Linked DNA regions of Homo sapiens: region 1 is linked to region 2. A link is a loop called in an ENCODE intact Hi-C map of the cell type or tissue named here. Cell type or tissue: CD14-positive monocyte. All regions are shown on one strand. Links, peaks and the distances in the headings refer to the core of each region. The heading gives the core; the rest is flanking DNA. Region 1 overlaps LINC01811 (long intergenic non-protein coding RNA 1811). Region 2 overlaps LINC01811 (long intergenic non-protein coding RNA 1811).

The links. Peaks named below come from ENCODE experiments on the same cell type or tissue, not always from the same donor. Only the 100,000 strongest peaks of a DNase experiment are listed, where the experiment ranks them.
Region 1: it touches region 2 in a loop (3-fold over the local background); 1 of 110 quality-filtered maps calls a loop at or near these places.

Annotation. Positions count from the first base shown.
Region 1 is chr3:34,360,100-34,364,497 of GRCh38, reverse strand. LINC01811 (long intergenic non-protein coding RNA 1811) reads right to left here. Exons shown (of 9, transcript NR_183686.1): 5 at 4,137-4,227; 6 at 3,477-3,693. Among named protein-coding and RNA genes, the nearest start is that of LINC01811, 200 kb to the right of the region's middle. RefSeq lists enhancers at 2,396-2,565, 2,576-2,645. In CD14-positive monocyte, for the core only: no CTCF peak of the experiment used is centred there; DNase peaks (open chromatin) are centred at 2,397 and 3,577; H3K4me3 peaks cover 662 bases; H3K27ac peaks cover 2,568 bases.
Region 2 is chr3:34,262,880-34,267,277 of GRCh38, reverse strand. All of the region lies in intron 2 of LINC01811 (long intergenic non-protein coding RNA 1811), which reads right to left. Among named protein-coding and RNA genes, the nearest start is that of LINC01811, 110 kb to the right of the region's middle. In CD14-positive monocyte, for the core only: no CTCF peak of the experiment used is centred there; a DNase peak (open chromatin) is centred at 2,447; H3K4me3 peaks cover 1,214 bases; H3K27ac peaks cover 2,537 bases.

The DNA of each region.
Region 1 (4,398 bases), core at 288-4,287, 97 kb before region 2:
ATGAATCACTCAGGAAGGCTAATATGTGTCTCCTGGATAGTCAGTGTACTGAAATATGACCCTTGTCCTCTAAATAGTGGAGGACAGGGAACACAACCTGGCAAGTCGATTTAGTGCTTTCTGAAGTTCAGTGCATTAGTAAAGGTGTGCATTTGCAGGTTTTGTCAGTGCAAAGGATATGTATTTTCCAGGCACCCAACAATAGTGGTATGCATAAAACAGGCAGCACAGGCTCCTCTTAGGCACTGTATTAGTTTTCCAATGCTGTGTAACAAAGTATCACAAACTTAGTGCTTTAAAATGCCATTCATTTACTAGCTTACATTTCTGCAGGTCAGAAGTCCAGGCACAGCATAACTCAGTTTTCTGTTCAGGGCCTTAAGGAGCTATAATCAAGGTACCAGCTGAGCTGCATTCCTTTCCAGAGGCCCCAGGGAAGAATCTGCTCCCAAGCTCATTCAGGTTGTTGGCCAAATTCAGTTACTTGCTGCTCTAGAATGAAAGTCCTTGTTTCCTTGCTAGCTATCAGCTGGGGCTGCTCTTAGCTCCTAAATGCCACCCACATTACTTACCACATGGCCTCATCCATCTTAAAAACCAGCAACAGAAAATCCCTCTCACACTTCAAATATATGACTTCCTCTGTCTCTGACCTCTAGGCCCAGATTTAAAGGGTTTGTGTGATTAGATGCAGCTAACTTGAATATTCTCCCTTTTGTTTAACTCAAAGTCAAGTGATTGCAAAAGTAACCTATACTTAAGTACAAAGTCAACTAAAGAATTAACATTAGTTGCATGTGCAGATCTTTTTTTCCCATGTAGTGTAACAATCACAGAAGTCATATCTCATCATAGTCTAAGATTCCACTCACTTTCAAGGGGAGGGAATTATACAAAGGTAAAGTTTATTTATGGTCATTTTGGGATTCTGCCTACCATAGACCATTTTTTAAAACTAGAGAGGTAAGTGGGCCCCAGCAGGTAGGAGATAAAAGTGGATAACAGCTAGGGATCCTCCTTGGAGGTTAAGGATTTTGCAAAAAAGGATCTAAGCAAAAGGAATTCCCAAATAGCTCATGAAAGTGTCCTTTGAGAGAGAAATACAAGGGGGCTCTAAACTCTGCCAGACCTCAAAAGCAAGGAGCCAGAGAAGGAGAACACCAGTTGTCAGATGCATAAGAACTTTCTTGTATCCTCTTTTGCCCTCCACGCTCTATAAATTTTCACCCTGGCAAGGGCAAAACCTCTGCTAGCCAACAAGGGAAAGGAGTAAATGCTGGGACAAGAAAGAAATGTCACGTCATCACACTCTCTTCCCTGAAGGCAGGTGGCCATGAAATGTAGGTCTTCCCCAGGCAGGGGAAGTCTTATATTTGAATGAAGATTAAAGTCATGATTAACGTCTGGGCTGGACTTGTTGTTCCAGAATTACTAGTGTGTTTTATTGTTCATTTCGTATTCCTTTATTTAAAGTAGACACAGGTTTTCTGAGAGTGAACAGAAAAGCCATGGAGACTCCTGAGCTTTTGTATAACGGCATAGAAAAGCCCTTCTCCAATAAAAAAAAAAAAAAAAGTTCAAAAGAACAGTATAAGACGAGGAGGAGGAGGCAGAAAAACTGCTGCACCTTGATTATACCCCAAGCATTATGGTTATTCCACATACTAATTACATACATGTGAGACAACTGAGACGATTAAAAAGTGAATTGACTTGCCCAAGATACACAACCAGTGAGCTAATGAGTGACTGAGCTGGGATTGGAAATCGAGTCTTCCTAACTCTATAATGTATTCCTTTATTATCATGCCAAGTAGGAATTTTGACAGCAGGCACATTATGAATCTGAAGGACAGAAAGCCACAGAGGAGCTGCACAGAGATACGAGCCCACGCCCACTATGAGTAGGTATTTACCATCTCTTTTGTCTCCACCTGGCTTCTTTTCAAGCTGCAGAATCCAACATGATCTTCACTGTAGTGTCTCAGTACCTTTAAGAAGCCTTAATTAACTGTTCTTCCTAGATGAAACTCCAGACATTCAGACTTTCTAAAAACAGGAGGTAAGGACTCTGTTCTGAGAATAATCTAGTACCTCCCGGATAATCAATCAGTGTGATCTATTCATGACCACAGAATTTAGTTCACTTGAGATAATTCTTTCTCAGTCTTAGTGGGAAGAAAAATATGCAACAGTCTCAAATTTTTGTCTTCCAACCAGAATAACAGTAGAAGTTTTCTGGGGTGACCATACCCCAGTGTAGTGAGAGAGGAAGGAGCGCTCTCACTGAAAGAGAAAGTGCACTCAATGTGGTTTGTGTCTTCTCTTGTCAAAGCAGCAAATTGCTTCAAAAGAGGAAACAATGACAGAGAACAAAAATCACATGTACCAGCTCATGCCAGCAGGAACTGAGGAGCTGGGACACGCATAGGACACCGGGCAGTTAAACGAGGCTCAATAAGGAAACTGAGAAATGAGGTCACAGAGCACAGTAGAGTAGAAACAACAAGGACAGAGAGCTAGACAGCCTGTGATGTGTGCAAATGTGGGATTCTAGACATGCTTAACCAGCCCGTGTGAATCTCTTTCCCTCATCTGATAAACAGGCATGCAGCTCCCTAGAATTGCTCTAGAGGATGAAATGAAATAACATTTATACAACTGGTACTTAGTTGACTTGACTCTTGGTTCTTGCCACAACCAATACTATATGTTTTGGCCATTGACCTAGGAAATTGAAATTTTTAGAGAAGTCTTCGAGATTTATATAAATAATATAGTTCAAATCAGTTATGATATTTGTAATCAATATGGACGTCCACACAGCCTGTGCTCCTCCATTCACCAATTCCTTAGTTCTATCTGGTAGAGTCCATCACAAACATTTGTCATGAGGCTGGTGGTCAGAGCAGACTCTCAGAGGGAAGATGGACCTGACTATTCCCTCCCTTTTCAGAATCAGAGATGGAGTGAATGAAGAAACATAAAGCAGGAATAACTGTATTCTAACCTTGAACATGAAATCTGAGTGCTCTGCTAATATATTTCCACAGCACAAAAGAAGGGAAAAGAGAACTATAGCAGAAAACACAAGGTACAAACAGGCAGCCAATCTTCAGTGGCTGACTTTGCAACCCACCCGAGCTGATAAAGCTGCAGCCACGTAGGAATTCTCTTATCTGATTGTCAGCCAAGATGAGAATGTGGCACTGGGCCTTGAAAACTTTAGCTGTGCAAGAACTTGAAATGCCCTTACTTGAAATTTCATGAGAAATGTCTTCACTTGCCTTTCTTAGTTATTGTACTTTTGCTTGGTGTTAAGAATGCCTAGATAACTAGTCAACATCCTCATCCACAAGGAACTCACAAATAACAGGAAAAACAGATATCATATTAATCAAGGTAATTAATGCCATCTGCCCAACATACCCAACATTTTAGTGGCTTAATACATTACAAGTTTATTTCTTGCTTACATCATGTCCAAGTGTGGGTTGAGTGGCCTTCCTTCATCCTGTAGTTACACAATCTGAGGCATAAGACCTTCAAGATCAAAAAGGATGGCTGGTAGATGGCAGGAGGATCACGTGGGATGATTTCAAAAGTCGAGCTCGCAATTGGTACACATCACTTCTGCCCATACCTCACTGGCTAGAACTCAGTCATACGGAGCCGACCTAATGGCAAAGGGGTCTGGGAAATATAGAGGAACACACAACACACTGTTGCTGAGTCTTAACAGTTTCTGCCATGGAAAAACAAATTTATAATGGCAATGCAATGAGTTAAGTGCAAATATGGCATAGGTTTGTGATGACACAATGAAGGGAGTAGTAAATTCTGCTTGGGCGGATCTAAAAAGGTTGCATGGGAAAGAAGACACATGATATGAGCCCTAGAAAAAGAACAAGAGCAAGATAATTGTGGGAAAGAAGAGGGGCATTTTAAGGCAGAGGCATGGATGCATGGATTAGTGTGGCAAGTTTAGGAACTGTAAAAAAATGGGATGCCTGGAAAAGAGTGTGGATAAGAAATGCATGGAGTAGAGACTGGAGCTCTGAGTGAGAACTAATCCTGAGGTTAGGAGGAAAATTTCAGAGACACAGTAAATGCATCCTTGAACCTAGGGTTCTTACCAGGCATCAGGAGAAAGTCTGGACTCCAGGTATGATCAGATATGTGAATTGAGTCCTTGCAGACCTTCAGCCAATAAGCAAGTGAAGCCATCTTCACAGGGTTAACAAGAATTATGAACAGAAATATGGTTATAATTAAACATCAATCATGCTGCACTTGGCCCACTTCCTTGCCAAAATCACATAGCACTAGATAGTGACAATTTGCATCCCCATTGCTGCTGTAGACAAGATCTCTGACAGAATTATAAGGCTTTTGTTT
Region 2 (4,398 bases), core at 225-4,224:
AGACTGTTTAGACTACATCTCCTGAACAAGTTTTATGGTAACTTGTGTAAATTTTGAGAAATGGAACATCTTGGGTAAAAGTTTAATCTTTTTATTTCCTCTGGTGTACTCCAATATAATTAACTTCATGTCAATAAATGCTATACTTTTATAGCATACAAAATCTGGACTGTTATATTTTGATGCTCTTGGCACTCCATATGGAGGCGGTCTTCAAAGAAGATGCTAACATCTGATTTCAAGTGGGAAGGAAGAAATTAATAGTATATTTCCAGAAGCAAGAAAAAGTGAAAACTGAACTCAGAAGAGGTAGTCTCCAAGCCTGGAAGTCTTGGCCTCATCACCACATGCTCCATATCCCCCCTTCCTTGAATGCCTACCAGCTCCTTAGCTGCTGTGTGATCACAGCAGACTGAATGGTGACCTGAGGAAGAGTGATTCTACAGCAGCAAATGCCTTATGAAAGAAATGCTGAGCACACAAGGGCTATTTATAGAAAAATACTGGGGTTTATTTGCAGTATCTTGGTTGTAACAACACAAAATCGTATTGCAGAATAAGCCAAATCAAAAGACTGGACACATTTTGTTTTTGTGTTTGAATCTAGATTTCGAGCATCTAGGATGATTAAAGTACCTATAAAATTCCAGCCATATTATAGCATTGTTAGATCATATTTATGTCCTTTTCTTGGTCAGATTCCTGAGGAAAATGAATTCCAAGAGAGTCAGAGTACCTCAAAGAAGACATAGAAAAGAGATGAGACTTTACTGGCAGGGAAAAAAAAAAAGCATCAAGTGCTTGGTTGGGAGAAAGGAGGGAAGAAGGGAGGATGTTTAATAAATGGAGAAAGAAGTGCTCAAGACCAGGGCTGAGGCCCTGGAAAATGATACCCACCTTTCTCTCAGTACTTTATAAGCTTATAAAGCACTTTCACTGCAATAATTTTATCTTTGTTTTCTGGGACACACAAGAGAGGGTATATTATCTCCATTTTATGGGAAAATAAGACAGAGATTTTAAAGAAACATGCCAAGGGTTTCATAGCTGGCAGTTGAGGGAAGTCCCAGGACTCCAAAATCCCAGCTTTGTGTTCAGTTTTGTGCTATTGAAAGACTGCAGTCCTTCATAATTTTGTACAGGCTACAATCATTCAAGCAGGCCAATCAGCCTTCAGTCTTATTGATGTTATTCTCTGCTAAAGGATAAACCAATGATCTGTTTGGTTCAGTCCATCTAATTGAAAGTTGACTTTGCATAGATGGGGAGGCAGGGAGACAGTAATTTGAACTTCCAGCTAAAATGTTATGCTACATTTAAAATTGCTTTCTAATCACACTGTGTTGATTACCTCAAAGTAATGTCTACAAACTAATGAGACTCAGTGTAACATGAAATTCATAACCATTGATGTGGTAGTCAATGTGTCGTTTGTATATGCACATAATAGAAGGACACCTGGATTACCTTATCACCATCTGCCACACTGCTTTGGTTATGGTGTGTGTGAGAATGTTGATGATGGTGTACAGGTGAGAATGTGTTTGTGTATCTGTATAGATCTGTGTGAGTGTGTGAGGGGTGTTTCAATGTGCTACGAGGAAATCAATTTTGAATGTAGGACTGCCCTTCTCTAAAATGAAAAGGTGATACAAGAAAACAAAATAAGCATATAGCTTTGCTCAAATTCCCTGGAAGCAGAGTCTGACATAGGGATGCAGATGCATGAGATTTATGGAGGGGGTGATCTCAAGATGGGTATGGGAAGGAGCTGAGCAAGGCTGTGGTCTCAGCTGGAGATGAGCTTCAGGCTTATCCTACTAGGAGCTCTGGAGCATTAATTGCCTCAGCGTCCCACCTTGAAGCAAGAGGACAAGCTTTCTTTACCCCCATATCAGTCAGTCACTGGCTGTGGGCTCTGGGAAGTAGGAAGAGGGCATAACATCTTGGGCCAGGCACAGACAGCTCTTGCTTGACTGAGGGCCAATTTTCCGGAGAAGAGGGAGCCATAAGCCAGTAGCAGCCAATACTCACAGCAGGTGAGAAAAGACCCCAGTTCTCCCAAATTCCAGCTCTGTGCTCAGTTTTGTGCTCTTGAAAGACTGCAGTCCTTTTTACTGGGCACTGGCCCAGTAAAGGTGATCTGGCCAGAGCATTAATAGCATCCACTATGTATTGCATTTGTTTTTATTTTTTGAAAAGCAAACTCATCCAGAGAACAGTTTGTGTGTTCTGCATTTTTTGATCAGCAGCTATTACCCCAGGGGTTAGAAACCATTTTGATTATGAACCAGTATCAAGGCTACACAGGTTATATAGTCCACTGGTAGCTTCATGCTTTAGTAAAAATGGTCTGGGACAAAAGCTGGTGAAATCTGAGTATGATCTGTAGTCTAGTTAATTATATTGCGCCAATGTCTATTTCCTGATTTTGATAGTTTTGTAAGATGTTTCCACAGGGAGAAGCTGGGTGATGCAAAGACAGGAAGTCTTTGCACTATTTTTACAACTTCTTGTGAGTCTATAATTATTTCAAAATAAAAAGTTTTTTAAAAGTATAAAATCTTTTGAGTCTCGGTTTCAGCAGCAATGAGCTGAGCAATCCGTTAGAGTTTAGATAGAATACTTTGAGGAGAGCTATCATGATTTACTGGTCTCCATATTTTCTGTTCTGTCACAGGGCCTGGGCCATAAAAAAATATATATTATGAAAGAATAAATCACTCAGTGATTCAATTAATAAGTGAGTGAATAAATAGTTGACCTTCAACAGATTACTTAAGCTCCCTGAGCTTCAGCTTCTATATCTGTCTACGGGGTAATTGCAAGGATCAGATGTATTCACATACAAACAACGCTCTGTGCAATACAAAGTTGTTTTTGGTCAGGCACAGTGGCTCACACTTGTAATCCCAGCACTTCAGGGGGCTGAGGTGGGAGGATCACTTGAGGCCAGGAGTTCAAAACCAGTCTGAGCAACAAGCAAGACTCCGTCTCTATAAAAAATTTTTAAAAATTAGCCATGTGTGGTGGCACACACCTGTAGCCCCAGCTACTCAAGAGGCTAAGGTGAAAGGATCACATAAGCCCAAGAGTTTGAGGCTGCAGTGAGCTGTGATCATGCCACTGCCCTCCAGTCAGGGCAACAGAGTGACACCCTATCTCAAAAATAAATAAATGAATAAATAAGGAATTTGTTCTTTTTTGAGATGGAATCTCGCTCTGTTGCAACCTCTGCCTCCCCAGTTCAAGCGATTCTCCTGCCTCAGCCTCCTGAATAGCTGGGATTACAGACGCGCACTACCATGCCCGGCTGATTTTTGTATTTTTAGTAGAGATGGCGTTTCACCATGTTGGCTAGGCTGGTCTCGAACTCCTGACCTCAAGTGATCCGCCCACCTTGGCCTCCCAAAGTGCTGGGATTATAGGCGTGAGCCACCGTGCCCAGTCAATAAGTTGTTCTTTATATGATCAAAGAACAGGACAGGCTGGCAGGCTTAGAATCACCTGGGAAGAAGCTTAGAAATCCAGACTCTCAGGTCTAATTCAGAATATCTGGGATGAGGCCCCTGAATCTATAGTTTTAATTAGCTTATCCAAGTGACTGGTGATGCAGCCAAGCTTGGGATCTATTTATGGAGAAGAACCTAGTATGCTATTAAACTGCTAAGCTAGAGGGAAGCAAAGGAAAAAGGAGGAGAAAGAGAGAAGGAAAGAACTAGAAGGTGATGAGAGATGAGGTGACAGCTGCCAGCATCCTCTCCAGCCTTCCTGGTACAGATTGCTGCCAGGTCTGTAGCAGGCATGGAATTCACAAAGAGAACTGGTGAAGCAATTTGCAGCCCAGTTGTCTAGGAGCCCAGTAATTAAAGGATGTCGTGGACCCCTTTCACCGACCCCCGAACTTACCCAATATAAAGTGACTTAGATTTTGATTCCAGAAGAAGTTTTAAAAATATCAGGCAGTGCTGTTTCTATATATAAAAAGTCTGTCGTTAAGGAAACATGTCTCAAATAAAGCTCCTTTTAACAAAATAAAAGTCCTCTGCATTCACCAGCAACATTTCATAAAAAGAGAAGGAAACAAGCTGTGAGAAAGATGATAGCTCTGGGGGAAAAATAAAATGTGCATAACCTTTGTACCCAGATTAGCATGCCACTGCCACATTTCTAGAATCACCAAGCAAGTTTTTCCCTCCTTCTACCAGGCTCAAAATCAGAATTTCTTGTTTGCATCATAAAAAAGTGGGGATTAGCCTTTGAAAATGACATTTTCCTTATTTTATGTATTATAGGCACCTGGTAAATGGTCTTCACTAGCTGTCAGGGTCTTCTGGAATATGGATGTGTATATCTGTGTCTCTGTGTGTGTGTTTGTCTGCATCTGTGTGTCTGTGT